Regions from separate parts of the Homo sapiens genome. Here region 1 is linked to region 2. Evidence: read pairs that join two places in POLR2A ChIA-PET (ENCODE). Cell type or tissue: Panc1. All regions are shown on one strand. Each heading gives the region's core, and the rest is flanking DNA. Links, peaks and the distances in the headings are about the cores only. Region 1 overlaps SUCLG2-DT (SUCLG2 divergent transcript). Region 2 overlaps SUCLG2 (succinate-CoA ligase GDP-forming subunit beta).

Region 1 (2,922 bases), core at 204-2,703, 150 kb after region 2:
CTGTTCCTGTTTGGCCATCTTGCCAGCAATCCTGCCTCTCTGTTTATATCACACTTAGAACACTACAATCACTTTAAGAAAGAAATTGGTGACATTGAAATGTGTTTAGAGAAGAACTGTTTAGAATCAGGGGGAAGCACAAAAACATGACATATGAAGAAAAATAACCAAGAATACAGTATTTATCACAATAAAAATCAAGCTCAGGGTAAAATATATAGCTCTCCATGATTTTGGAGTGCTCCCATGTGTCTGAGGACTTAGAGTTGTTCTGTAAGACCAACAGATATAGTGTTTTTTTTTTTTTTTTAAAGGGATTCCATTTCTTTTAGGAAGAATTTTTTCAGATTTAGGAAATATTATTAATACTTCCAGGAGGTTTTTTTTTTTTTTTTTTTTTTTTTTAGATAGAGTCTCACTGTGTTGCCCAGCTCACTGCAACCTCTGCCTCCCAGGTTCAAGTGAGTCTCCTGCCTCAACCTCCTGAGTAGCTGGGATTATGGGATTACAGGAGGAGCCTGTCACCACAGCCAGCAAATAGTTGTATTTTTAGTAGAGATGGGGTTTCACAATGTTGGCCAGGTTGGTCTCAAACTCCTGACCTCAAGTGATCCCCCTACCTCAACCTCCCAAAGTGCTGGGGTTACAAGTGTGAAACACTATGCCTGGCCTTTCTTTCAGGAGGTAAGTTCTCTCTTTGTTCAGCTGAAGAGAGTTTAAGCAATCACTATGTAATAACTCAATAATTTTCTGGAGGTTTGAACTTCATAATTTTTTTCAATGATAACATAGAAAATATTTTTTCCTTTTGCTTCTTCCAGTGGCTTTATTTAGTTTATTTTTTAATTGAAAATAAAACTTTGTGTGATACTGTAGATAAGATACAGCTGTAAAAAATAATACAGAAAGCTCCTAGGTACCTTTTGCCCAGTTTCTCCCAATGGTTACGCTTGTCAAAATTATAAGAACTAGGATATTGACCATGATAAAATTCAGCAATCTTATTCAGATTTTCCAAGTTTTATTTATACTTATGTGTGTGTGTGTATTTGTGTGTATTAAATTTTATACCGTTTTATTACGTGCAGGTTCTTGTATCCACTGCCACAGTAATGATACTAACAGTTCCAACACCACAAGGATCCTCTTGTTGCCTTTTTATATCCACACTCACCTCCTGCTTGCCACCCTCCTTCTCCAACCCCCACTCCCCATCCCCTAACTCCTGCCAACTACTCATCTACCTCCATCTAAATTATTTTTCATATTTCAAAATGTTACATAAATGAAATTAACAGTGCTATGTAGCCTTTTGGGATTAGCTTTTTTCACTCAACATAATTTTCTGAAATTCATCTAAGTTCTTGCTTGTATCAATAGTTTGTTTCTTTTATTGCTGAGTAGTATTCCATGGAATGTACTTGTCACAGTTTGTTTAATCATTCATGTGTTGAACATCTGGGCTGATTCCAGTTTTTAGCTATTGTAAATAAAACTGCTATGAATATTTGTGTATGGGTTTTTGTTTTGGTAAACATAAATTTTAATTTCTCTAGGAAGTGTCTCCAGGAGTGCAACTGCTGGGTGTTATTGTGGTTGCATGTTTAGTTTTAGTTTTGTTTTGTTTTTGTTTAAGAAATTGCCAAGCTGTTTTCCAAAATGGCCAGACCAGTTTACATTCCCTGTCTGTCTTTTTAAACATTGTAGTTTATCTTCTGTTTGTGGAATCTTAGCTGGGCTAAATGAATCCCAGTGTGGGAAGGATTTTAGAAACCTTGCCAAGACACAAAAAATAAAGTATGTTCTGAACTAATCTGAAGAAGAGAAAATCTTGTTTAACTAAACCTGTCTATGTAACAAGGTCATAAAAAAGGCTACACAATAAGAGAGAGGATCGTTCTTTTGGATTTTCAGAGAAGCCTTTGTTAAAATTCCACATGACCCAATGCTACTTAAAACCAAAGTCATGGGGATTAAAGGGGAAATATAAAGAATCAAAAATCTAATTCACAGTGAGTTACGCAGGCTGCTTTGTGCCTGGATTCTTGTGTACTTACAGCTGTCTACAGCACATTCCATCTAGAGTTGCTAGATGCTCTCCTTTAAGGTGTTAGCTTTCCCAGACATGCTTTGATGTCCTAGCAGTACCAACGTGGGCAGAGTGTCATGGGCTGCAAGGAAATGGGAGAATGCTGACACTTTCTTTACATCCTATCAGGACTCTTTGGAATGAAAGATACATTTTAGTTATTGTTTTCATTTTGAGAACAATAAGCACATATAATTAATTATGATATTTACAGTTATAGCCACCATTTTGAGTTTCTACCATGTGCCAGGATCTGTGCTAAATTACATACATTATATACAGTTCTCAAAATCAGCCTTCAAAGAAGGTATTTTTTTAGATCTCCAATTTATAAATGAGGGAGGTTAGGTCATCAAGTTTAACCACATATATTCATTAGACTACTATGAAACAAATTCAAAATTTTTATTAATTTCCATGCTAAGGAATTCTAAATGCCCAGTTTCACCTATGACTTCTCTATCTACCGTGATTCATTACTGACTGCTGGGGGCAGGGGAAGAATTAGGAGGATGGGTAGTAGAGGTAGAGTGGCTTAAGGTACACAAATATAATAATCATAATTATAATCATATTTTAATTATGCCATCATTTATTGAGTTTCTGCTATGTGCTGGGATTTCTGCTAATTTTGATATATAAGGTCTTGACTTCAAACAAAAATAATCTTGTGTAAAACAGTCACGTAAATACATGAGGAAACAGGCTTAGAAAGGTGAAGTGATTTTTCATAAAGTCACACACCTGGAGAAAATTCTAAGATTCAATCAGTGATCTACCTGACTCTAAAATTATTGCTCTGTTTGTTTGCATATCTCTATGTATGTATATCA
Region 2 (2,922 bases), core at 331-2,830:
AATGCTACAACTTCCTTTCGTATCCACATGATCCTGCATCGTCTAGCTTCTTCATAGCCAGTATATTGCAGTGCTCAGTGTCTTGTAAAAAGCTCTTTGGTGCCACAACAGGCAGGGAATTCTCTTTCCTTTGCTAACTCTTCACCAGGACCACTACCATCACCAAGGTTACTATCAAGAGTCTGTAGGACTCTTCAGCTGGGCACAGTGGCTCACACCTATAATCCCAGCACTTTGGGAGGCCGAGGCAGGAGGATTGCTTGAGCAAGACCCACTCTCAATTTGTAAAATTATATTAAAATTTAAAAAAAATTTTTTTAAGAGTATATGCTTCTTTTGGAGCAGATTTCAAGAATTCTGGTGCAAACAAAGTCAACTATTAGTTATCTTATAAAGTTTATTTTCATCATTTCATTCTAATTAACTATACTTAATAATTTGCTCCTCAATATGAATGAAAATTTCAGCAGTATTCTAGCTACAAGAGTCAGTAAACCATTGCCTACAGAATCTAACTCATCTGGATAAGCAAACTACTCAGTCACTATTTATCTCTTTAACTAAAGGTTCATTCAATCTTTGGGCTCTCATTAGTATTTCTTAGTCTTTTCCCTGCCAAGTTCATGCCAGTAAACTTGACAGGGCACAGTATCATGAAAATGGTATTTTTCATATTTATCTTCCTCAGGAATCTGCTGAAACTCAGTGCAGACAATACCTGTCTTCCAATTCTAACCACATGTTTGAGAATGTGCACGTGTGTATATGTCATACTAACCAATCTTCCTTTTCCTATTAGTTCCTGGCTTTACTACTTAATAGCTGTGCATTCAACCACTCTGTGCCTTTAATCCTCAACTGTAAAACAAGAATAATAAACAGGATTGCTAGGAGAATAGGATGAGTAAAGTGCTTAGGGCATCTGTCACGTAAGGAGAGCTCAGAAAATATCAGCTATTCTCATCTATTATACTATGATTTTTGCGATATTCAACACTGCTTCCAACATCATCATGAAGAGCCAGCAAAACAACATGAAGTGACCTAGGACATTCAAATACATGACGAAAATCTTCATGACACACCAGTAATTGTGCAAAAGAGGTAGGAACTGTGGCAGAACCATCACCCTTAAAAATTCATATCAAATTCCTGCCTTGGCTGAGGCTTTGCACTGGTTATCAGTTTTTCAGACCTCTTGCCTGCCTTTCAAAGCCCAACAACTGTGAACTAAGCATATGAAACTGAGACAGGCAACTGAACAGTGGGAAAAGAGAATATTTACATTGTGTGTATCAGACATAAGTGAAAAAAGCTGAGATCCCAGTGAAGAGTGATTCATGGGTGACACATATTCAGACTCAAACTGCAAACTCTGTCTCTTGGGCAGCAGCTCAAGTCTTACTTTAGTTCTTTTTTACTTTAGCTGGGCCACTTACAGTCAGCCTTATGCATGTGTTGTTCATGAAATACCTTCTGATTTGGTCAGTTTATACACAGAATCCAGGACTCCTCCTCTCTGACTCTCTCCTTTCTGAGACACCCTCCCACCCCCAGTTTCCCGCTGCTTAGGGATCCTGAACTCTGTCCTTCAGTTCTCCAGTGCAAAAAGACTACAGGTTTTCTACCGGAGTTTAGCCACCATTGCACCCTGTCATCAAGACCAAAAAGCTGGAAGTAAAAGCTGGAAGTAAAAACTGGAAACTCAAAGCAGGCCTTTTGTTTCCCATTTCAACTCCCCTCCTTCCAGTTTCGACTCCCCTCCAGGGTCTCCCAGCCTTTGGCACTTTCCAAAACCTTCAAGTACTTGTTTTATATTTTCTCCAAAGCAGATAGTTACTAGCTATGCAAAGCCCAGTCTGTTAAGAGCTTACATGGTCACACAGGAAATAGGATCTGTCAATGACACATATTCCAGAGGGATTCAAGCTCAAGCGGAGATGTTCTTTTCTATTCCACATAGCCAGGGAACACTAACTCATGAACAGGGACAATACTTTGAAAGTTCATCCTATTAAATGACAAAGAGTCTTCACCTTAGGAGAGGAAGTCACTTCCAAGCAGAAACTCCAAAGAAATGGGTAAAGACTGGCCAAAGAATAAGTCCAGGAGCTTGTTTGGGATGAACAAACTATGCAGACAGCCTGAGAGCTATGAAAACACACACAAAGTATGGTAATAGAAAGGGTCTAGAAAAGGAGAAGATTCTCATTCAAAGAGGTAGGAAAATGGACACCAAGGCAGAATCCTTTTTTTTTTTTTTTTTGAGACAGAGTCTTGCTCTGTCACCCAGACTGGAGTGCAGTGGCAGGATCTCGGCTCACTGCAAGCTCTGCCTCCCGGGTTCATTCCATTCTCCTGCCTCAGCCTCCCGAGTAGCTGGGACTACAGGCGCCCGCCACTGCACCCGGCTAATTTTTTGTGTTTTTAGTAGAGACGGGGTTTCACCGTGTTAGCCAGGATGGTCTCGATCTCCTGACCTCGTGATCCACCTGCCTCGGCCTCCCAAAGTGCTGGGATTACAGGCGTGAGCCACTGCACCCAGCCACCTGGCTAATTTTTTTTCTATTTTTAGTAGAGACGGGGTTTCACCGTGTTAGCCAAGATGGTCTTAATCTCCTGACCTCGTGATCTGCCCACCTCGGCCTCCCAAAGTTCTGAGATTACAGGTGTGAGCCACCATGCCTGGCTGGCAGTATCTTTTTTTTTTTTTTAGAATCAGCTGATAATGTAACTTACTCAGAGATCCTGGTGGAGGATATAAACGTTCAGACCCAAAACAGACAACATCCAGACCAGGGATGGCAGAGCCTCTTAACTCTGACCAGCTGGAAATGGCTGCCCAGGGAGCTGTAGAAAGTAAGACCTCAAGGCTTTGTCATGGTAGACATCAATAATCACTCAGAACAGCATCATGAGTGA

What was found. ChIA-PET counts read pairs that join two places held together with the same protein. Peaks named below come from ENCODE experiments on the same cell type or tissue, not always from the same donor. Only the 100,000 strongest peaks of a DNase experiment are listed, where the experiment ranks them.
Region 1: POLR2A ChIA-PET joins it to region 2 with 6 read pairs; 1 of 35 experiments calls an interaction of 5 or more read pairs at or near these places.

Annotation. Positions count from the first base shown.
Region 1 is chr3:67,782,049-67,784,970 of GRCh38, forward strand. The region is part of intron 3 of SUCLG2-DT (SUCLG2 divergent transcript); the gene reads left to right. Among named protein-coding and RNA genes, the nearest start is that of SUCLG2-DT, 130 kb to the left of the region's middle. In Panc1, for the core only: no CTCF peak of the experiment used is centred there; a DNase peak (open chromatin) is centred at 1,643.
Region 2 is chr3:67,634,105-67,637,026 of GRCh38, forward strand. All of the region lies in intron 1 of SUCLG2 (succinate-CoA ligase GDP-forming subunit beta), which reads right to left. Among named protein-coding and RNA genes, the nearest start is that of SUCLG2, 19 kb to the right of the region's middle. In Panc1, for the core only: no CTCF peak of the experiment used is centred there; DNase peaks (open chromatin) are centred at 1,347 and 2,015.